Regions from separate parts of the Homo sapiens genome. Here all the other regions are linked to region 2. Evidence: chromatin contacts called from ENCODE Hi-C or POLR2A ChIA-PET data. All regions are on one chromosome and are shown on one strand. Each heading gives the region's core, a stretch centred on a gene start or an enhancer-like site at or near the end of the contact. The rest is flanking DNA. Distances are from core to core; before and after follow the strand shown.

Region 1 (5,442 bases), core at 2,154-4,653, 1.8 Mb before region 2:
CAACACAGCGAGATGCTGTCATAAACAAATAAATACAAAGACAAACAGATGAACACATTGTGTTATATACATACAATGGAATATTATTCAGCCATAAGAAGAAAGGAAGTACTGATACATGCTACAAAATGGATGAACCTCAAAAACATTATGCTAAGTGAAGGAAGCCATGCCCAACACCCACCTATTATGATTCCATTTATATGAAGTATCCAGAATAGATAAATCTAGAGACAGAACCCAGATTGGTGGGTGCCAGAAGTTGGGAAGAGGAAGAAATGAGGAGCAACTTCTAATGAGGATGGAGTTTTCTTTTGGGGTCATTATTTTGGACCCCAAAATTTTGGACCTAGGTAGAGGAGGTGTTGCACAACATTGTGAATGTAATATATACCACTGAATTGTGCAATTTCAAACAGTTAATTTTATTACGTAAATCTCACTTCAATTTAAAAAAATAGCCAGGTGTGGTGTATACCTACTCAGCTATTCAGGAACTATCACTTGAGCCCAGGGGTTTGAGGCCAGCCTGGGCAACCTAGCAAATCACTGTCTTAAAAAAATACAAATTTTAAAATAAAAAGATAAATTGAGAGAGAAAAAGATCCTGCCTTCGTAGAGTTTATATTTTAGTGGGTGAGCCACATCAGACAGTAAATCAGCACACACTTAAGTAATGATGTACTGTGATAATCACTTGGTGGGAAGTAGGGTGTGAGAGAACAGAGAGGCTCTGAGATGGGAAGGGGATGGGTAGTTTGAAAAACTGCAAGGAGACCATCTGGGCCAATGCTTGGAGAGCCAAAGGCAGTGATTTAAAATGAACCCAAGGAGGTAAGCAGGGACCAGGTCCTGCAGAGCCTTAAATGTCACAGGAGGGAGTGTGACATTCAATCTAAGAGCAATGGGGAGCTGGGGAGGGTTTTAAACAAGGGATTGACAGGAACTGAGTTATATTTAACCGTTTGATCTGCTTTATTATTATTGAGACAGTGTCTTACTCTGTCACCCAGGCTGGAGTGCAGTGGCACGATCTCTGCTCACTGCAACCACTGCCTCTTGGGTTCAAGCAATTCTCGTGCCTCAGCCTCCTGAGTAGCTGGGATTACAGGTGTGCACCACCACGCCCAGCTAATTTTTATATTTTTAGTAGAGACATGGTTTCACCATCTTGGCCAGACTGGTCTCGAACTCCTGACTTCAAGTGATCCACTCACCTTGGCCTCCCAAAGTGCTGGGATTACAGGTGTGAGCCACTCCACCCAGCTGATCTGCTTTTAAATGCACTTATTAGCTTGCCCCTTTTCTAGGGTAGAAAAAATCTTGTGTTTTCTGATGCGACCCACTGGGTCGCATCAGAATTACCTAGGAAGCTTATTTTTCAAATACAATACTGAGAGCCATTGGATTGGAGGGGTGGCTGGCGGAGGTATTTTGGAGTAGCTTCCCAGAGGACTCTGATTCTCCACTGCCCCTATCACTTTGAGAATTACTGTTGTTCTAGAAGCTTAAAAGGATTGAAATGGATATTAGCTGCCTTATCATGAACTCTTAACCCACTTTACAGGGATGGGAGGGGCCATGATTCAGTGACTTTAACAATTCCAGTGGCCAGTCCCCAGACTGACAGGTTATCGACTCTTGGGGCAATAGAGTGGGATCTCTAAGTTCAGGAGGTAAGAAAACAGCAGCAGCGGTGTTTATCACTAGAGGCATGAGGAGAACTAATTTCTAAAAAGCACTGGAGAACTATACTGTAAAAAAGATCTGGGGTGCTATGATGCAAGGAAGGAAGTATTACTTGGTTGGGGCTGGAAAAATAAAGCAATTATAGTAAAAAAACTAAAAAAAAAAAAAAGTCTAGATCCCGGCTTCTTGACAGTGTGGTCTGAGAAGCAACAGCATCGCTGGCAGCTTGTTACAAATGCAGAGTCCTGGGCCCTGCCACAATCTGCATTTTTAATAAGAGCCTCGAGTGTTTTTTATGTGCTCATTAAAGTTTAAGCAGCACTGGTCCATATCACGGCGAGGAGATCCAGACCATCAGAGGGTAGGCTCCCTGGCACAGCTGACGCATTTTTGAATACTTTGATACAGCACAGTGTACCTGAAAAGATACTGCATTTTTGAAAATTAAGTGCTATAAATACTGGAGAAAGACCTCTTTTTTTAAACTGCGGGGAGGTTTCTCATAAGCCAAATTTCTTTTGACTAGAAGCATTTTCTGGGGAGTAAAGTACCAGGCTTCCTTAAAGTGAGGCGGAGCCACGTTAAAAATGTGCGGTAGAACTCAGCCTTGGCCAAGTCGACCGTTCACCAGCTGGGTCAAGTCTGGAGCCTCCTAGGTCCCTTGGCAGTTCCGAGCTACCAGCATGAGCTTTTACAGGAAGTTGAGTTGGCTGCTGTTCTGCCCCACAGAGCAGCTGAGTCTTTTTTTTTTTTTTTTTTTTTTTTGATGAGTTTCACTCTTGCCGCCCAGGCTGGAGTGCAGTGGGGCGATCTCGGCTCATTGCAACCTCTGCCTCCAAGGTTCAAGCGATTCTCCTGCCTCAGCCTGCCGAGTAGCTTGGATTACAGGCGCCCGTCACCACACTCGGCTAATTTTTGTATTTTTAGTAGAGACGGGGTTTTCACCATGTTGGCCAGGCTGGTCTCGAACTTCTGACCTCAGGGGATCCGCCCGCCTCAGCCTCCCAAAGCGCTGGGATTACAGGCGTGAGCCACAGCTACCGACTCTGAGTTGAGTCTTTAACGCCGAAGATGCAGAAAGGAGACTTGACAAAACTATTTTCGGGGAGTGTGGCCGCGGAATTCGGTGAGGGTGCTATACCGGGAGAGAGTAGTAGCAACGGCTCATTCACTGTGAAGCCCCTAAGTGACCTTAGACCTCTGACCCCGCGCCTCACTCGGCGCTTCCGCGCGCAGCTTCCGCTCCCGCCCCTCCGACGAAAGGCTGGGCCAAAGGTGGGGGGGTGGGGCTCTGAGGTCGGCAGTTAGGGGCGGTGCCCGCTGGGGGCGGGTCTCGCGAGGGGCAGGATTCGAGGAGGCACTCGAGCATTGGGCACCAGGTAGAGGCGGGGCCTAGTGCTGGGCTGGGTTGGGCGGGGCAGGGAGTTCGTAGCCGCCTCTGGGTAACTCGACTCGGGCGGCCAAACCTCCGGAGGCCGGGGACGGAAGGCGGGCCCGCAGCAGATCCTGGATCCGGAATCTCCCGGGCAGGAGCGGAATCTGTCCCGAACCGGGTCTGTGAGGAACTCGCGAACTTGGATTAGGAAATCCCGGAGCCCGGATCGACAAATCCCGGAACCCGGAATTAAGATCGCCAAGTCCCGGATCGCGGAGCACAGAGCACGGAGTGGACTCGACGCGGAGCCCGGAGTCCGGATCGCGGCACCGCGGGACGGGACGGAGCGATGTCGGGCCGAGGCGCGGGCGGGTTCCCGCTGCCCCCGCTAAGCCCTGGCGGCGGCGCCGTGGCTGCGGCCCTGGGAGCGCCGCCTCCCCCCGCGGGACCCGGCATGCTGCCCGGACCGGCGCTCCGGGGACCGGGTCCGGCAGGAGGCGTGGGGGGCCCCGGGGCCGCCGCCTTCCGCCCCATGGGCCCCGCGGGCCCCGCGGCGCAGTACCAGGTGAGCAAGGAGGACGCGAGCGGACGGGGGCGAGAGGCGCTGCGAGGGCGCCCGGGCCGGCGGCTGAAGGGGCCTCGAGTGAGGGCCCTGGGGAATGCATGAGGAACTCCGGGAGACGGTGGAGGGCGGGCCGGGACCCTCGGGCTGCGGCGGGTCGCGGTGGAGAAGTGGGAAGGGGAAGCAGGTTCTGCAGCGGAGGGCTGGAAGCAGCTGGGAGGCCTGGGGGCTTCCGCGGCACAGGGATTCCGAGTGACTGGGAGATGGAGGAGTTTGGGGAGCCAGTGAATTGTGGCGGGTGGGTTGAGAAGTCTAGGGTAGGAGGGCTGGAAAGTGATGAGAAAGTTTGGGAAAGGGCCCTCGCTGAGAAACCGGGGTTACCCTGCATCGGCCTTGGTCCCAGTCCAAGTCTGCCCTGTTTTTTCTGATTGGGAACTGGCGGAGCTCTAGCGTGTCTGAGATGGCTCCCGGCTGCTAATAAGGAGGAAGGAGCCTGGCTTCCCACGGGCACGGGACGCTGAGGCTAGGGCCAGGGGATTCCAGCTTGTGCACGGGCGGACTTTACTCCTGAGGCAGGGCCAGGCGCCTTCGCTGGGAGGACTCCAGCTTAGACCAGAGACGGTGGTGGCCTGGCCTGAGGGGAGGCCCAGCCCAGTCACAGGCCGGCTCTCTTCTGGGCTTTCTGCCTCCTGTCATCGTGTCCGGGAGTTGATTAGTCTGGACGTGCAGAGTGGAGCCCTGCTGGTCTGGGGCCGGAGGAGTCTGCGAGAGTTGCTTCAAAGAGTGCTGTCCTGACCCCTTTGGGGTTTTGAGAGCTGCTCAGATTGCAGCTTCAAAAGCCCTTGCAAAGCAGCGACTTCTGCTCAGTGTGTGAGGACCTCAGCCTGACCCTGCCAGTGCTCTAGTCTGCTGTTCAGGTTGCCCCAGAGGGCTTGGAAACTGTGCCCATCTGCCTTGTCACCCTCTCTGCATTTTTATTTGGCCTTCAGGTTCTAACTCCACCACGTCCGAAGCCATGTGCCCAAGCATTTGACACTGGCTTCTTGCTCATCTACGGGTTTGCTGTGGGCTTCCTCTGTTTTCGACTCATGTCTCCAGGCAGAGGTCCTTAGGGATCCTCGTGGAGTATACACAGCCTACCTGCCCCACTGGGCCCTCACTTCTAAGGAGATGGCTTAACTAGGGACAGTGACTGGATTTTTTTTTCCTTCTTACTCCTCATTCTTCCTCCTTTCTCAAGAGAAAAGAGAGTCTGGGTATGGGCAGAGACAGACCTGGTCCCAGGGATTCCAGCTGGGGCTCATCTCTCCCACCTTGCTGTCCCCGTTGGGGATTCATGGGCCCAGGGTGTTGCTGAGGGCTCCCTGCATCATTCATTGTAGCCCTTGGGCCTGCCCACTGAGACCTGGCCTGGGCACCATCTGTGGGCCTTTGGCCTTGGAAGGACCTGGAACAGACAAGCCGCTCCAGTTTCCTTGGCATGCAAGCCATAGGAAATGTGCCCTTGGGACAGCCCCTGAGAGGATGGATTCCACATGTTTTGGTGGGGGGTGGCCTTGGGCCTGTGGCAAGGCCAAGCTGGCTGGCTGGTTAGGCCTGGGCTGCTAGCTGTGCGGAAGTAGGAGATGGCCCTGAGTCTGGGTTTCCCATCCCACTAGCTTTCCTCCTCCTGGCAGGAGAGGTAGATGGGAAGGAGAACCCAGCCAGCTAACTTTGGCTGAGTTTGAAGAGGATCCTATTTGCCTTCTTTCCAAGTCCAGTTGTATGACTGCCAGGAGAAGGGACTTGAGATCTGGGAAACAAAGGGGTTCCTGTC
Region 2 (6,095 bases), core at 2,807-5,306:
ATGCTGTATTTTGTCAATACATGACCTGACACATACTAGATGGTTAATACATGTGGGTAGTTAAGTGGTCATATAGTATGATCTCAACCATGTAGGAAAAAGATACATAGGGAAAAGTCAATACATCAAAATGTTAAAAAGTGATTAATTATGAATGGTAATGATACGGACTTTTTTGGGTAATGTACATTTAAAATTTTCATCTTTACGCTTTTATGTATCTGCCAAACTTTTGACAATGTGTGTGTAATGTTTTTATTTATTTATTTTGAGATAGAGTCTCACCCTGTCACCCAGGCTGGAGTGCAGTGGCGTGATCTTGGCTCACTGCAACCTCTGCCTCCCGGGTTCAAGCAATTCTCCTGTCTCAGCCTCCCAAGTAGCTGGGACTATAGGCATGTGCCACCACGCCTGGCTAATTTTTGTATTTTTAGTAGAGATGGGGTTTCACCATGTTGGCCAGGCTGGTTTTGAACTCCTGACCTCAGGTGATCCACCTGCCTCGGCTTCCCAAAGTGCTGGGATTACAAGCGTGACACAGCACACCTGGCCGACAATATGTGTGTAATGTTTTTAGTTATTTCCATTACTTTTTAAAAATCCCATATAACTCCTGCCCCCACACATACACAGCCTCCCTCATTATCAACATCCCCCACCAGGATGGTATACCCAAAGTCCGTATTTCCATTACTCTCTTTTTCTTTTTTTTGAGAACGGAGTCTCACTCTGTCGCCCAGGCTGGTGTGCAGTGGCGCGATCTCAGCTCACTGCAAGCTCCGCCTCCCGGGTTCACGCCATTCTCCTGCCTCAGCCTCCCGAGTAGCTGAGACTACAGGCGCCCGCCTTTTTGTGTTTTTAGTAGAGACAGGGTTTCACCGTGTTAGCCAGGATGGTCTTGATCTCCTGGCCTCATGATCTGCCCGCCTCGGCCTCCCAAAGTGCTGGGATTACAGGCGTGAGCCACTGCACCCGGCCTCCATTACTCTTTAAATCACACAAAATGTCATTTTTACCGAATGTAAGTGGTTACTGATACGTTCTTTGTGGGCTGAAAATATTTATTTCTTCTCTTTCCCTTCTCCCAATGATTCCATTCCCCTCACAACTGGGATCCCCCCCATTCTAATCTGCTTCTCCATTCTCTCAGTCCTGTCTTTCTCTCTCTCTCCTGCTCCCTTCTGCGATCCTCCATCAGACTTTTTCTTCTGGGTCTTCCTCCCTTCTTCGCTTCTGTCTCCTTGTCTCCCTCTTCTTTTTGAAAAGATTGACATTCAAACAGAAAGGTCAATCAAATGTTACCTCCTACTGGTAGGTTTCAGGTATATTCTACCTGCCATTGGAATCCTGAGGATGGTGCTCAAGTCAGGGGGTGGGGGCAATGGGAGGGCAAGACTTCTAAGGAGAATGGAGACCCCTTTAGATGTGAGGAGGGCATTTCAGCCTGAGGAAAGCAGCGGAACAAAGATCTGAGGAGTTTTTCAGGGAACGGGAAATGGGCAGAGGAGCGCTTACCTCATTGGATCTGGGGATTGCTGTCTCCTGGTGCTGGCACTCGGTTATAAAGGATGCCAACCTTAGTTGATTTGAGCTCCTGGATTGAATTAGTCCTGGTTGCATAATTGACTTTGATATGTGGACTTTGGGTTCGAATTAGGTTTAATAAGATTTAACTGCTTCAAAGGGCTTTATAAGAATTCATTTTATCCTTCAAATCTGATTTCAAATGCTACCTACTTTATGACAACTTCTCTAAGTTTGATGCTCTTCTTCTAGTGCACTTACTATGCCATAGTAGGTACATACTTTATTCAAGCAATTACCCCCATTGTATTTTACCTTATTCTGTAGGAAATGTTTCCTTTAGTGCCTCTCTTCAGGAATCTTGAGGGACAGGCAGGTATCTTATTCCTATTTGTATCCTAGGCCTAGCACAGAGCAGGAACACACTCAATTGAGCCAGCAGGTTCTCAATGATTTTTAAAATTACATTAATAATTAACATTAAGTAAGCACTGTGGCAAGCACTGTATCTACATTGTTTCATTCACCAGTCATTTTAGAAGAAAAGTACTTTTATTACCCCCATTTTACAATAACCGAGAGAAAGCAAAATTAATTTGATCTAAGGTCAAATATGATCTAAGACTAACTAGTGAGGGGCAGAACTTTTTCTCCAGGCTTTGGGCTTCAGATCTGGGCTCTTCACCACCACAGATGAACAAGTGGATAAATGAGGACTTCTTTTCATTCCGTGGCTGAAGAAGTGACATGGAAGAGTCTACCATTCATTTTACAGATACAATTATGTATCTGTAATACATAATACATAATTATGTATCTGTAATACATAAAATTACAGTAAGTCCTAACTCACTGATGTTTCTAACTTCTGAATCATCTTTTTCTTCTTCTTTCTTTCTTGCAATCCTAAAACCGTCAGAGAAACTGTTTTGAACTCATATTGAAGTGTAACCCATCCAAGCACTGGGTGTTTTATGGGAAAGAGAATAAACCTTTTGTTTGGTTCTTACTTCTTACCACCCATTCATTTGTAACTATACAAATATCAAGCACCTACTGTGTGCTAGGAACCTTTTTTTAGGCACTAGAGAGACAGAAGTAAACAACAAAAAAATAGTGAGACCTTTACATACACTAGTTCTCCTGCTCGTCACAATAACTATATGAGGTAATGATGACAACAATAATAGTTAACTCTTAACAGTGCTTATCTGTGCGGGGCACTGGGCTACCTGCTTAATTTGTATTAACTCATTACAATAAGCTTGTGGGGTAAGGGATATGTTTTCCCCATTTTACAGATGAGTAAAGACACAGAGCAGGAAGTGATTTGCTCAAGCTTGGAACCCAGGCAGTGTGGCTCTAATTCCCAGTCTATTAACTACAGGGCAATATTTTGTTTCTTAAATTTATATCTTCATATCACAACTTTTAGGTTGAGGAGTCTTATCCCCATCCAGATCATCTGACTCCCAAATCCAGAGGTTTGCACCTGCACCCCAGCGGCCTCGCGAAATAAATGAGAATGTCTTGGAATTTTTGCCAATACTTTCTCTTCCAAAGAACTCAAACTGATTTCCACGTAATTCTCACTGATTTGTGAAATGAACCTTCCTGGACTGTAAATTTCCCCGCAAAGAGAGGGCCAGGGCCCCGGGTCGTTTTATACTGGCCGGGGCACCCAGCAGATGGCGCTATGTTAGTGGCCACCAGCTGGCTGCCCCGTCCCCCGAGCTCACCGCCTCCGCCGAAAGCTTCCCGGCCCTCCCTCGCTCACTTCTCTCTCCCCCTCCCAACCGAGCCCGGGCCCACGTGACCTCAAGGCGGCCAATGGGTGAGCAGAGAGGGCGAGCTGGTCCCTGTGGCCGCCATTAAAGCGAAGGGAAAACCCGTGAATTCGGATTAAAGGGGGAAAAACACCGCCCGCTGGGCCCACAAAATGGGGGAGACTACGGCGTCCAGCCGGTGAGGCCACAGGAGGGCAAACTTTAGGCCGGCTTGGCCCAGGAACGACACGAAGACAGAGCCAGAGAATGGTCTGAGCCCGCAGACGCCGCCACCACCTCCGCCGCTGAGGAGACTCTGGGCTTAAGGACATCGCCGCTGCCGCGCCGGGGGCCTGGGCTTCTCTCCCGGTTCTCGCCCTTCCCGCTCCTGTGCGGGCGCCTCTCCGCCCGGGAGAACCGTCCTGGGCTTGGGCTCTGCCGTCTCGGACTTGATTTTGATTATTTATTGTGTAATTTATTATTTTTCTTGTGGTAGGGGCACACATCCCCTCCGTCCCCCAGAGAGGGACGAGCGTCTGCGGGATCCGCAGTCCGGCCCGCCAGGCGAGCGCGGCGCGGCCCTCCCGCCTCCGGCCCTCGGCCCCGGGCGGCTGGGTGCCGGCCGGGCGGCGGGGGCTGCTCGCGGCGGCGGCGGCGGCGGCGGCGGCGGGGGGGTGGGTGGGGAGGGCGGGCGCCCGGCGGCCTCCTCTTCCACCGCCCCCCCAACCACTACCCCCCCCCCGGCCCTCCCCGGTGTCTGTGTTTCTCTCTCTGGTCGGAGGCGGCGGTAATGGCGGATGGTGGGTTGTGGCGCCGGCGGCGGCTGCTGTGAGGGACGATGAGTGCCTCCTTCGTGCCGAACGGGGCCAGCCTGGAAGATTGTCACTGTAACCTCTTCTGCCTGGTGAGTGCCGGGGCCGGCGGGCGCCGAGGGAGGGGGGCCGCGAGGTGCGCCCTTGGGCCGTGGGGGAGGGGGCCGGGTCTGGTCCAGATGCCCGAGTTCCCGGGCGAGGCCCAGCCGGAGCCGGCGCCCTGCGAAGCTCCGCGGCCAGCCCCGGGAGGCGGCGTTCGCTCTCCTACGGTCCCGGGCTCTGTTTAGGGGAGTGTTGGCATTTTTTCTCGTCTTGTTTCGGACTCTCCTTCTCACCGTAGTCTCGTCCTCAACTTGAGCTCCTTATCTGGCAGGACAGTAACCTTTCCCTCTTGTCTTGCTTAACTGTTGCTTTTCTCCTTATTGGCCCTGTATCCCTGCTTCACACTTTACATTATTGCCCCTGCTCCCCACCGCCTTTATGTCTTACCCTTTTAATTTGGTTTCCCCATGTAAACAGGACCCCAGAACTTAAGCCCTAGAAACCTGTCTTGGTTTTACATTTTTTTTGTATGAGTCAAACTAACGCCAGGTTAGTTTCTTTCTTGGGTGACTTAAGATCTCTCTGTAAAAGCCAGTAGGTGCCATTTCATATGTTTTCTTTTTAAACTTTGAAAACAGTTTGCCATTTTTGACAATTTCTAGCCATCTTGCTTTTATTAGAACATGATGTTTTTGTGAGAGTGAAGGGGGCTAGTGGACGAGGTGCTGTGGTTTTGCACTGTTTCTATATTTATTGTGTTTTGGTTGCTTTTTCAGAATGTTTTGAGCAGGCTGCTCCCTTGTTTGATTGAAATGGAAAGTCGAGAGAAGCGGGATGTAGGGATGATCATTGTGTAGGTTAGCCCAGGTCTGGTAACATCCAACAGTTAAGGCTTTCAGAAGTACCAACTGTTGCAAATAACTTGTCCTGTATGGGACAGTAGCTGAGCTTCATCAATGACTTTAAGTTTGGGTGACTTTACTTTTTCATTTTCTCCTTTGTGCTATGAGAAATATTAAGAGTATATGATAGGTAAGTGAGTTAAGTGGGAGGAGCACAACTAGTTGGCAAGTGTAAACTGCCAGTCATGTATCAGCAGTTTCATTTTTGGCACCTTATGCTTTGCTCCTTTAAGTTAGATTAAATTACTGAATTCCTCTTGTCGAATTTCTTAACGCCCATGCTAAATTGAGATCTTTAATACTCTATCCTCGTCTACAGTATGTTTTTCTTTTCAATGTCCATTAATCAGCATCTCTTCACATGTAATAAGACATACACCAGGTTTTATATTTCTATCTTATCCAACTCAGTCTATTTTTGGTACTTTTAGGATCAGTTCTTTGAAGATAGACTAGCACAAATCTGACAGTTCTTTGTGAGTAGCTATTTGACTTTTCCGACAGGGGTGTGTGTGAAGAATTAACATAGATTTTTTCAGAACTTGTTCAGATGTCTTTTCATTAGAGACGTTACTTCTGTAAATGTGGAATAAAAACCCATGATAGGGTCTTTAATAATTGATTTTCAGTTAAAAGTTTGACACCAGTGAACAAATGTGACCAGTTAGGACAGAGAAAAATGTACTCTGTTTGCATATTGAAGTGTGTGTCTATATTTAACATCATTCAGTTTCTTCTGTTTCTACTTGGAGTACATATTTGCTTGCTATTCAGTGACATGGTGGTGGTAATTTTTAACTGTATTCTTCTCCCTAAAATTCTTGGTTGTTGAATTATAAAGTCTTTTTTTGTTCTAATTTGCAGTCAATATCTCAAGCATACATTGAAAAATTGTAATGTCTTAATGAAATAAGAGACATCATATTGAGTACTTTTGACTTTGAGTGAATATGCAGTAATAAAACTTAATGCTTTCTTTCCTTCAGGCTGACTTGACAGGAATTAAGTGGAAAAAATATGTATGGCAAGGCCCAACTTCTGCCCCTATT
Region 3 (5,887 bases), core at 3,243-5,742, 1.5 Mb after region 2:
CCAGGCTCAAGCAATCCCTCCATCTCAGCCTCTGGAGTAGCAGAGACTACACGCACATGCTACCATGCCAAGCTAATTTTTTATTTTGTATAGCAACAGGGTCTTGCCATGTTGCCCAGGCTGCATATCTTTTTAATATTCTATATGACAAAAAGGAGACTACATAAACAGGCTTTTGTTACATACTACAGGAAAAGCACCTGTGATTGTCTGAGTCATGTAATGAACTAGCCACATTTTTCATGGACCATCATCTTTACTTGAGAGACTGATAAACTGTGTTAATAAGACTTGGGCATTTGGTGTACATCTTCAACATGAACAAAGTGAGCTTTTCGCTTCAAGAAAAACTGACAGTATTTGTTCTCAATGATACATTTCTAATTGTTGCTTGAAAAATACATTTTGGATAATGTGTATCCACAACAGTGAACTAGATAGCTTCCCAATATTTAAAGAGTTTTCTGATGAGATCAGTGATATTAACAAACATGATTTTCTTTGATATTGTATAATGAAATGTGTTGCTATTCAGAGGACGTTCTTAACTGAGTGAACCATTATTTTCCAAATAACTAATGCACTATGTCACAAAAATCACACATGGATGAGATTCGTTCAAAGTACAAAATAGACCAATGGATCTTAACGTATTAAGTATGAAATTCATTACTAAGGTTTCAAATTCCAATTCAGCAAACTTTAAGAAACTACTTTTCTTCCACCTTTCTCTGGGGGGGAAAATAGCTACCATTTTAGTGCAGAATATCCACAATTATCTGAAAAGACTAATAAAATATTTCTCCTTTTTCCTACTACATATGCATGTGGGGCTGCTATTTCTTTAGATACTTCAACCAAATAGCGCAAGAGATTGAGTGCAGAAGTGGATATGATAATTCAGCTGTCTTTTTTTTTTTTGAGACGGAGTCTCACTCTGTTGCCCAGGCTGGAGTGCAGTGGCCCAATCCCAGCTCACTGCAACCTCCGCCTCGCGGGTTCAAGCAATTCTCTCTGCCTAAGCCTTCTGAGTAACTAGGATCACAGGCATGCACCACCACACCCGGCTAATTTCTGTATTTTTAGTAGAGACAAGGTTTCACCATGTTGGCCAGGCTGGTCTCAAACTCCTGACCTCAGGTGATTCGCCTGCCTTTGTGTCCCAAAGTGCTGGGATTACAGGCGTGCGCCCGGCCATTCAGCTGTCCTCTATTAAGCCAGACATTGAAAGAGGTTTGCAAAATGTAAAACAACCCCACTCCTCCCACCACTATTTCTTATTTGGGGAAAAAAGTGTTTTTTCTTTAAAATATATATATAAACATATAAGTTTGTTTTTAAAGAAATATTTTTAAATTGCCTAAGTTTAAATTTCTCATATAGTAAATACTGGAAGATGTAGCCCACATAAAAACTCTCTGGGGTCCTCAATAAGCATATAAAGGGTTCTGAGAGCAAAAAGTTTGAGAACTATTACTACAATCCAATGAGCACTACAAAAGTAGAAAAAAGGGTGCTCAATTCCAAAAGAAAGTAGTCTTCACAGAAGAAAACATACTGACTGGGAATCTACATGATGGATATATTTTTGTTTGAGTTTTCCTTGTTGGGGGGGCAGGGTGAGAGAGGCAGAATCCAAGAAAATGGAAATGGAGTATTTCCATGTGTCCTGAAAAAAGGTGAGTAGAGACTAATGTAATGGAAATTCGTGTAACAAATATAATTTACTGGAGAGGCTGAATATGTACAGGAAAGGGGTTGGCCTGCAGATTGCAAACTACAGTTTACTTTACAGAAAATGTGGAGCCATCCAAGAATTTGTGATTGAAAAAAAAATTTAAACCTTCGTTTCCTTTGTCAAGACTCCCAAAATAATTAGCATACTTTTTTTTTTTTTTTTTTTTTCAAGCTTTGAGGACGAAGTCTGAGGTCTAGCTGTGGTACAAAACAAACTTTAACATTTTTCTGGAGTATAAGGCTCTAAACTTTATGCATCATAAGAGTGACAGCTTAATTCGAAAAGTCTGTGTATGTAAAACTAAACCATACATATTTACATTTAACAGCATGGCCCCTGCTTTATTAAAAAATGTTCCTGAAGGTCCGGCAGGGTAGCTCACGCCTGTAATTCCAGCACTTTCGGAGGCCGAGGAGGAAGGATCGCTTGAGCCCAGGATCGCTTGTTGCCCAGCCTGGGCAACAAAGTAAGGCGGCCCACACCCGTCCCCCGCCCCTGCCCGTCTCTTAAAAAAAAAAAAATTTAATACTAATGTAACGGAGTTTATACCTTAAAGATTTTTTATCCTTAAAGTTCAAACATATGGCAAATTCATGTTACTCCAAGTATACTGCAAAATAAACAGCACTCTAAATAGTTCTGTGCCTAGTCTTCCTCTCTTGTGCTGCTGTCGACTTCTCGTTGCCCTGCAGTCAATGATATCACATATTTCTACAATACACTACAGTGCTTTCAGCTCTACGGTGCCTACACAAAAACAAAATAAATCCATAAAGAGGGGCCCCTGGGATGGATGGGAAACGCCTCCAACAAGCCTAGTGGCTGGTTTTTGAGTCAATCAACTAACTCTTGGCAGAAAGCCAAGCAAATGGAAAACAGACTTTGAAACCGGCTAATCTACAACTCTATGACAATACCTTTCTAAAAATGTTCTGTATTTGCTAAATCTAACTCTTTTCTCTATGTCTCTATCCCTCTGCTGAAAATAAAGCAACGTTATTATGCTGCCATAAACAAGGTTTTTTCCCACCACTGGAAGTATTGTCTTCTTTGCTCTAACAAAGATGCATGCCATTTATTCACTGCAATAGATAAGCAATTATAATGCTGTAAGATGATTCTGTAAATGTTGGGCACAGAAATCCTGCCTGCTTTACAAACATTTAAAAAAACTTAGATGAAACTACAACTACACCGAAATTTTTAGACATTTAAGACCTTTATTTCCTTCTAGCATACAGTAATTCCTTGCCTTTTCTTATTTTGATGGGCAGTTACAATTTATAAGTACTTTTTAAACTAGGAACAACCGGTTGGGAACTATCTGAAAGCAATCAGCTAAGGCAATTTCCAAAAAGAAAACCCAAGCAGAATCTAACGCACACCCTTAACACGGGGCCAGTTTTTAAGAGGTAACAACACGTTCCGCGTTTTTAGTTTTCATAAGCAGTACAGGTTTATGATCCTAAAAACATCTCACCATCATTACAACGGAATTCCTTCCAAAACTTTAAGTTGCCGGATGGTTACGTTTCAGCCCTTCTAAATTAGCTTACGCTTTACTCCAGCAACCAACCCCAGCAATCCCGGGTCAATCTGGAGAACTGACACCACCGGTAGGAGGCAACCGAGAGGGATAAGACTTTCAGGAGCAGAATTATGACAGATTCTCTAAGGAAACACTACAGTTTTTCCTTCGCCTGGCCCAGGTGCAACATCGATTTATCTTTTGGCCAAAATCTGGCGCCAGGTTTCAAACACGTTTCCTCTGGTTGCCACCAAAGTGAAGCAGGGAAGGGAGTGGACTGCTTCCCATTGATCCTTGGAGGATGGAAATAAAGCAAGAATAGGCTGCAGGGAGACGGCAATCCTATCTTCCCCAAGGCCGCTTGGTTTGCCCGGACCTCCACCCAGCAAAGCGCTATTACAGCTTTTAGTCACTTCCATCAGTGTATACTTTGGTTGCGCTCTGGGTGCCGGGGGCCCACGCGGGGCTGGTGCCATAAAAGCCCTGAACTGCCTGAAAAAGGGGCGGGCGCCAAACAAGCCAGGGAACTTACCCAGTTTCTTCCACATGGCAAGGTGACAAGCGAGAAAGCCTTTGCGGATGGCAGCGCAAACCTTAGCCGGCTCGGACGAGGTGAAACCCTTCTGCTTCTTGATGAAACCCCACAAGTGCTCCCGGGCAAACTGTGCCGCCTCCCGCCCGCCGTGCCCGTCGCACACGGCGAAAAAGGCCACGGAGGAACGGCGGCGGCAGCAGCGGCTAGGTGCCGGCGAGGCCCCGGCGTCCGGGAGAGGGTCGCGAGCCTCTCGGGCTGCCACCGCTGGGCCTTTCCCCGAGACTTCGCCGCCGGGAAGGGCGGCCGGCGACGGCCGCGGAGGCAACGGCTGAGACAGCGACCGCCGCGGCGAGGGCTTTTCTTCAGCCGTCGGTTCGGGCTCCACAACGATTTGAGTAACGTCCTCCATGTACTTCCTCCCGCCCTGGTCGGAGAAGACGCTCACTCCCAGCGAGTACAGCCCCGCCATGGCCGGCTGGCCGGGATCCCGCCGGTCCCACGCAGCCCGCCGAATCCGGCGGCGGGAGACACACTAGGCGCTCGCCGGCCAACTATTGTTTATCTTCGACGACGCCGAGAAGGGGGAGGGGGCGGACCCGGAGAAGGGGGGGCGCGCGATGTCTGGACTTGTCCGCGAGAGCTGGGCCGGAGCGCCGGAGCGAGCAGAGCCAGGCAGTTGCGCCTGCGCACTGCGCTTCCCCCCACCGCCCGCGCCCACCACACAAATCAGGCGTTCTCCCCCGCTGACGTCACTCGGCTCTCTAAGCTCGACCAATCCGGAGTCGAGTGGAGCGAGCCCGCCCTCCGTCCCCGCCTTCGCTCCCGCCTGCGACGGCCGCGCTGCCTCCTCCCGCCGCTGGCGCTGGGCCCGCGCATCTCCTAGTTTGCTTCCCCTACGCCGCGGGCGTTTTCGCCCTCCGGGTTGTCGGCAGTTGTTGATCCTTTCCCGAGCGGCTTGGTCTGTGTAGGCTTTTGGCTCAGTCCAGCGTTCTTAATGCGGCCTGCTGGCCTTGGCGTCCCGCTGCTTGCTTTGCTAGGAAGGTGGTGTGGGCTCGGGCCCCCAGCGAGTGGAGAATGAAGGGAGAAGAGTTCACCCTCCTCCTAAGCGAAATGGCGGGAAACCTCCCTTCCAAAGGGCGATTGTGAGCTGGCCGGAACAAGTGCTGCACCCTTGAGCTGGATCTGGGTGGGACGTATTCGACTGGGAATGGAGGAGGGAGGGAGTCCAGTTCTGTTGTTTAAAAAGCACTTAGGAAATTTCCACCGTCAGCTGCACAGTCTCGGTTCACATAACTAGGTATGTCAGAGACGTAAGAGGGCTGTATTCTAACGAATTCCTAGGCAGATCTTTTCAGCTTTTGTTAAAGGTAGTGCTCGTTCCGACCAGCTCTGGATACAGCATTTTATTCCTGCGGTATCACTTCAAGTTATCACTTGAAAATAACTGACAAACACTGCCAAGAGCCCCAGTGCTCTAACGGTTTGGTGATCGTCCCCTCTCTTCACCGAGTCGGTCACAATCCCAACGCTAAAACCTTTGCACGGATTTTCATGGAGTTAAGCCGCAGAGCGAGGAATACACTAGTATTTGCTCAGTAGCATACGTTTTGTAGTTGAATCACTTTAAAGTTCACTTTTCCCGTTTTTGGCCATTTCTTCATCAATCTGTACTTTCCTGTAAAACCTTTGAGATTTTCAAATGGCCTAAAAACAGTATGGAAACGGGAATGGGGGGAATGTACATACAGTTGGCACAAGAAATAAAAATAGAAAAAATCTTTATATCAATAAAAATATAAATAAGCAAAATCAGCTCAAGAAAATGTAGAAAATCTGAATAGATCAACTAAGTAAAAATAAATACAATTGAAGATATTCATTACCCCAAAAAGCACTAGACCAGATGGTTCCAGGGCATGGAAACGCTTGAAAAAAAAAATCCCAGCTTGTTTGGAGAGGTAATCATAACCCTGTTAGTAAAACCTAAGCATTATGAACACTAAAAGGAAACCTACAGACCCTGTTTTGTAACGATGAATACAAAAATCCTAAATGAAATATTAGCATTGTAATTAGGGAGCAGCCT
Region 4 (5,848 bases), core at 657-3,156, 1.6 Mb before region 2:
AAAAAAGACTTGTAAGAAAGACTATCACAATACAGGCTCATAAATCAATTCGAAGATTTATTCAAAATCTATAATACAAGATAAATGTTTGAATCCTGGGGTAGACAAGAATTCTGTGTCTCATCTATAAAAAAATTCAATAAACATTTCTTCAATTATATATTTAAATACCAGGCCTTACTGGGTTCCTTTTATGTCCACTCTCACAGCAGACCTTCCCTCAGAAGAGCACGCACTTCTGAAGGAAAGCATGAGAAGGAAACAGTAAGCCCAGCAAATGAACAAACCCTTCTCATACTGTATGAGGGACAGCATGAACTAGAACAAGGCAATTCATTCAAAGCCAGGGTGTAGAGATGGGTCACAAAACAATATCTGGCGAATTTGACATAGCGTACAGTTAACCTCCTACAAAAAGGACTTGACCTTGCTATAGGGCAAGGCAAACATTAAGGCTCCCTCTTCACATGGGGCACTTCACAGAAGCAACGGAACGTTTTGCAAACGATCCTCTCACTGAAGTTTACCCTTTTATTATTATTTAGGGCAATACCAAATATTTTGCAAAACTTGTGACAACAGTATCACAACACCTGTCTGGGCAGGAGAAGTAAAGAACGTTTAAAATGTTATTTCTTAGTCTAGTCCAGTAGTCATTTGCTAAACTACCAAAAAGGATATGGAATATAATTCAACTCAAATGCTACGTGCGGAAGACATTAAAAGCTTTCCTTAGATTACATCTTCACAGTAGAAATTGTAAATACTGACAAAAAGGAAGTGATTTCAGAGAAATTCTTTTGTGTAGCAAATGTTTCTTTCAAAAGTTACATAATTTCAGGGATACCGCAAGAAAAAAATAATGGATTAAACCCCTGCAACGGGATTTTTCAAAAAGTAGGATGTGAATTCTAACTGGCAGCATCCGACCAACTCCTGACCCCCAGCAATCTGCGTGCAGCACGCATTTGTCAACCGCGCGCTTGATCACAGCTCCAGTTTAATCGCCTCCTAGCCGAGCCCCGCACGCCCTCCCCCCTGCGCTGGGGCGCGCACAGGGCTGGAGAGCAAGCCCCGGGAACTCTCACAGGCCGGCCTGTGTGAGCAAAGGGAAGGAAATGACACAGGCAGGAAAAAAAAGCAAATCAAGGAAAAGACACAACAGCAGCTGGGCCTGCGGCAGCCTCCAGCCCGGGCCCCACACTGCGCTCTTGCTCCCCCGCCCTCGGGCTCGCGGTCCGGCTCGTTCGGACCAGGCTGCCCCGCGGAGCACGGGCCCTCGGTCCCGCCGCCGCTTCCCCGGGATGCGCCCGCCGCGCCGCCCAGAAGGAGGGCTGCCGAGCGGGCTCTGCCGGCCGGGCCGCCCCGCGGAGCCAGAACCCCCGCCCGGGCCGCGGCGCGCGAGCGGGGCGGGCGGCCGGCCGGCCGGCGGTCCGCAGCCCCGGGCCGGGCGGGCTGTCCATGCCTGTCAGGCGGTGGCCCAGGGTCCTCCTCCCTCAGCCTGGGGCGGGGCGTCGCGAAGCAGCGCGGGCACAGGCCGGGGCGGTGGCGACACTTACCCATGGTGGCGATGGCGGCGGCGGTGGCTAAGGTCCGTGAGTGTCACCTCCGCAGCCGGGGCTGCATGCCGGGGGCCCGGGCGGCGGGGACGGCAGCGGGCCTGGCTCCGCGCGGGGGGCGCGGGCTGCGCTCTGGGCCCCCGCCGCCTCCCCAGGCTCCGGCTCCGGCTCCGCCCGCGGCCGGGCGCTGTGGCATCGGCAGGGTGGCCCGCTACATCCCGGGCGCTCCTGGGCTCGGCCCAGCCCGGCCTCGGCGGCGCCGCTCGGCCCGCCCGCCCGCCAGTCCCTCAGACCCGCAGTCTCTCCGTCCGGCCACCGTTCTCCACCTCAGGAACGCTCCGAAAAACAAACCGCTGGTCGCGCAGCTCGCCCCCCTGTCTGTCACTCACGCCGGCCCCCACCAATCCCAGGCAGCCGCTGGGCCGTCGCACCACCCCCACCCACCTCACCAGCCAATAACAAGAAGGAAGTCGGCAGCCCCCGCCGTCCCCCTCCAACTCTCTCCCAACACCCTAACTCTCAGCGGCCAGCTAATCATCAGCACCACACGATGAACCAATCCCGCCTACTCTCACAGGATGCCAATGGGCGAAGCCAAGGCGGTTTCCGAGGGCTGTCTAGCGCCTGCCAATCATCGGGACAGCGCCCGGCTCCCTGCGCTGTTAGCCAATCACGTAGAGGCCTCTAAGCCCCCGCCTCTGCGCATCCCTCTCTGGTGCTGTCTCCCTCTCTTGGGAGAGATTGGGAGGTGTTGGTTGTTCCAATCACAGCTCCGGCGTGAGGCTCCGCCCACATTCCCACCTCCCGTCAGTCACCGAAGGCTCGGCGGGCGCGCGGGCTGGCGCAGTTCCCCGCCGGCTACTTTAGGGCTGGGGTGAGGAGTAGGCGGCTGCAGGGGGCCCTCAGGCCTTCCGCCCTCCGGGTTCTCGGAGGCCCCAGCGATCTGGGTGGTTCCAGAGGGTGGCGTCCTGCTCCTCCCCGTGCCCAGCACAGGGCGTGTAACGAGTGGGGAGGGTCTGGCCTGAGCACTTCCCGGCGCGCGGCCACCTCTGCGGCCCCATCCCCCGACTGGTCCTCCGGTCCCGACGCTGCTCTTGCCCCGGGCAGGGGCGGCCGGCCCAGCCCAGCTTTCCCTGTCTCACACCTCCAGGGCCACACCCTCTGGTCTAGGTACCTCAGACACCCGAGGCTGGGATAGTGCTGGCATGTGGGTCCCTGGAAATCTGAGTTCCGCCAGAGGTTCTTTCAGAAAATAACTTTTTTCTTATAAAAGCAACACGAGCTTTTTGTAGGAAAATTGAAAAATGCAGAAAACTATGAAAAAGAAAAGATCCCACCCCAGAGATAATCTATTTCCTACCTAGATAGGCGTTTGACAAAAATGGCTTTGTATTGTTTTGTAGTATGCTTACATTTTATTCTGTTTTCCCGTGCCACCAAATATCCTTCCAAAACAATTGTACTGATTGCATGATGTTTCAAAATTAAAGGCACCATAATTAATTTCCCCAACCTTTTCATTGTTCAACATTTTATACACTCAGATCTTCAGATTCCAAGTCCACCACAATTAATGTGGGCTCCTTTCTCCGGCCTCTGTTCCAGTGTAATATGTCAGGCTCCAGAATAATCTTCCTCAGATGTCATTGTCCACTGTCCACTAAGAACATTTAGTGGTGGCTTTGCCTTGAGTGTCAAATCCCTTAAGAATTACCTTGGGCTCTCCCCTATTTCTTTTCTTTTTCTTTTTTATTTTTCGAGATGGAGTCTCACACTGTCGTCCAGGCTGGAGTGCAGTGGCGCGATCTCGGCTCACTGCAACCTCCGTCTCCCGTGTTCAAGCAATTCTCCTGCTTCAGCCTCTCAAGTAGCTGGGATTAACAGGCGTGCGCCACCACGCCCGGCTAATTTTTGAATTTTTAGTAGAGACGGGGTTTCGCCATGTTGTCCAGGCTGGTCTCGAACTCCAGACCTCAGGTGATCCGCCAGCCTCGGCCTCCCAAAGTGCTGGGATTACAGGCGTGAGCCACTGCAAGCAGCCTCCCTTATTTCTTTACACTCATCTCCGTATATTTAATCAGCCCCCTTGTCCTGTTTTCTTTTTCTTCCAACAAGCTTAAGCCTGCCATATTCCCACTTGATTTGGTCTCTACCCAGTTTACTGGAGTTCCTTAACTATAATAATCTCTATTCTTGAAAGCGGGGATAAAGGGGAAAGAAAATTAGTATTTATCAATATAACAGGCACGTCATTGCATTTAATTTTTCCAATAACTCTAAGGTTATTATGCTAATACTGTGGGCATTTAAATGATGAAAGTGAAGCTTAGAGAGGTTAAGCACTGTGTCCAAGTAGTGGAGCCAGGATTCATACCAAGCCTGTGTGACTCCCAAAGGCCATGTTCTTGCACTAGGCCAGTGTTTCTCAACCTTTTTTTCATTATCCACCCCTGCCAGGAAAAAATTTTAATTTAAATTACTTAATTAAATTTAAATTCTCCCTAAGAAGAGAAATTAAATACTAAGGAATAAGATTTTGTCAGGTAGAGTAGAGCCTTTGTAAAAAAAATTTTCTGTAGAGTTGGGGGTGTCCCACCATTTTGCCCAAACTGGTCTCAAACTCCTGGGCTCAAGCAATCCTCCCACCTCAACTTCCCAAATTGCTGGAATTACAGGTGTGAGCTGCCATGCTCCTTTCTGTTTTCCCAATTGCTAAAGCACAGATGCTGCTCGACTTACCATGGGGCCATGTCCAGATAAACCATCAGATGAACAATCGTTAAGTAGAAAATGCATTTAATACACCTGACCTACTGAACATCATAGCTTAGCCAAGCCTATCTTAAGCGTGCTCGAACACTTAAGTTAGCCTACAGTTGGACAAAATTATCTAACACAAAGCCTATTTTATAAGAAAGTTTTGAATAGCTCATGTAATTTACCAAATACTGTACTGAAAATGAAAAACAGAATGGTTGTACTCAAAGCACAGTTTCTACTGAATTGTGTGTTGCTTTTGAACCATCATAACGCCAAAAATCATAAGCTGAGGCCGGGGCACAGTGGCTCACACCTGTAATCCCAGCACTTTGGGAGGCTGAGGCGGGTGGATCACTTGAGGTCAGGAGTTCGAGACCAGCCTGACCAACATGGTAAAACCCTATCTCTACTAAAAATAAAAAATTAGCTGGGCGTGGTAGCGCACACCTGTAATCCCAGCTACTTGGGAGGCTGAGGCAGGACAATTGCTTGAATCCGGGAGACAGAGGTTGCAGTGAGCCAAGATCATGCCATTGCACTCCAGCCTGGGCAACAAAAGCAAAACTCCATCTCAAAAAAAAAAAAAAAAAAAAAAGGTATAAGCCGAACCATAGTAAGTCAGAGACCCTCTGTACAAACCTAGGAGTGTTCCTTGATTATTCTCTCTCCCTGACACCCATATATCCAAACATGCAGCAAATCTTTTCAGCTCCCACTTCAAAATGTATCTGAATCAGGTCGGACGCAGTGGCTCACACCTGTAATCCCAGCGCTTTGGGAGGCCAGGGCAGGTGGATCACCTGAGGTCAGGAGTTCGAAACCAGCTTGGCCAATATGGTGAAACCCCATCTCTATTAAAAATATAAAAATTAGCCAGGTGTGGTGGCCTGTAATCCTAGCTACTTGGAGGCTGAGGCAGGAGAATCGCTTGAACCTAGAAGGCGGAGGTTGCAGTGAGCCGAGATTGTGCCACTGCACTCCAGCCTGAGCAATAGAGTGAAACCCTGTCTCCAAAAAAAATACAATAAAAATACACACACACACACACACACACACACACACACACACACACCTGAATCCAACCACTTCTCATCCCACCCCCCTTATCCAAGCCACCACCTACTCTCCTGAATGACTGCCCCAGACTCCTATCTGGCCTCCATTGTTTCCTCTGTGGCAGCCCAACAAATGATTCCCCAATAGCAACCAGAGTGATCCCTGTAAAATGTAATTCAGATCACGCCACCCTACCCCCTGCCCACTGTCAGCCCTCCAATGGCTTCCCTCCCATCACACTCAGAATAAAACCCCAATTCTTTGTCATGACCTGCCAAGCCCAATAGGAGCTGGCCCCTCCATCCTGTCCCTCCATCACTGTCCTCTAGCTACTCTGGCCTTCTTTCCATTCTTTGAAACTACCAAGCCAAGATGTTCTCATTTCTGCAGTTTATTCAAGTCTCTGCTCAAACGTCTGCTTTTAAGTCATTTCTTATCACCCCATCCAAAATGACCCCTCCCTTCCATCATTC

Evidence for each region. Hi-C counts contacts between places; a loop is a spot of excess contacts on that map. ChIA-PET counts read pairs that join two places held with the same protein, here RNA polymerase II (POLR2A). Pooled maps may share reads with other maps.
Region 1: a map of gastrocnemius medialis shows a loop between it and region 2 (5-fold over the local background). The contact joins the promoter of SMARCD2 here to the promoter of MED13 in region 2. A Hi-C loop is called at or near these places in 1 of 168 maps with a recorded cell type or tissue (gastrocnemius medialis), 1 of 37 single-sample maps with no recorded cell type and 7 of 50 pooled maps.
Region 3: a map of CD4-positive, alpha-beta memory T cell shows a loop between it and region 2 (9-fold over the local background). The contact joins the promoter of PPM1D here to the promoter of MED13 in region 2. A Hi-C loop is called at or near these places in 1 of 168 maps with a recorded cell type or tissue (CD4-positive, alpha-beta memory T cell) and 12 of 50 pooled maps. POLR2A ChIA-PET finds 5 or more read pairs at or near these places in 2 of 52 experiments (A549 and Caco-2).
Region 4: a loop to region 2 is called in a map with no recorded cell type, with 7 times the contacts of the local background. The contact joins the promoter of MAP3K3 here to the promoter of MED13 in region 2. A Hi-C loop is called at or near these places in 1 of 37 single-sample maps with no recorded cell type and 8 of 50 pooled maps.

What each region holds. Positions count from the first base shown.
Region 1 is chr17:63,840,646-63,846,087 of GRCh38, reverse strand. SMARCD2 (SWI/SNF related BAF chromatin remodeling complex subunit D2) reads left to right here and starts at 3,403. Exons shown (of 13, transcript NM_001098426.2): 1 at 3,403-3,629. The coding sequence starts at 3,414. RefSeq lists a cis regulatory region at 1,412-1,801, silencers at 2,911-3,080, 3,451-3,680 and an enhancer at 4,401-4,480.
Region 2 is chr17:62,063,239-62,069,333 of GRCh38, reverse strand. MED13 (mediator complex subunit 13) reads left to right here and starts at 4,056. Exons shown (of 30, transcript NM_005121.3): 1 at 4,056-4,194; 2 at 6,033-6,095. The coding sequence starts at 4,129. RefSeq lists silencers at 3,266-3,345, 4,136-4,415 and enhancers at 3,396-3,655, 4,566-4,665.
Region 3 is chr17:60,598,798-60,604,684 of GRCh38, reverse strand. It overlaps PPM1D (protein phosphatase, Mg2+/Mn2+ dependent 1D), which reads right to left and starts at 4,492. Exons shown (of 6, transcript NM_003620.4): 1 at 3,799-4,492. The coding sequence starts at 4,270. RefSeq lists enhancers at 4,373-4,422, 3,583-4,570, 4,571-5,559.
Region 4 is chr17:63,618,475-63,624,322 of GRCh38, reverse strand. It overlaps MAP3K3 (mitogen-activated protein kinase kinase kinase 3), which reads right to left and starts at 1,906. Exons shown (of 16, transcript NM_002401.5): 1 at 1,560-1,906. The coding sequence starts at 1,563. RefSeq lists silencers at 1,156-1,205, 1,446-1,505, 1,596-1,985, 2,596-2,665.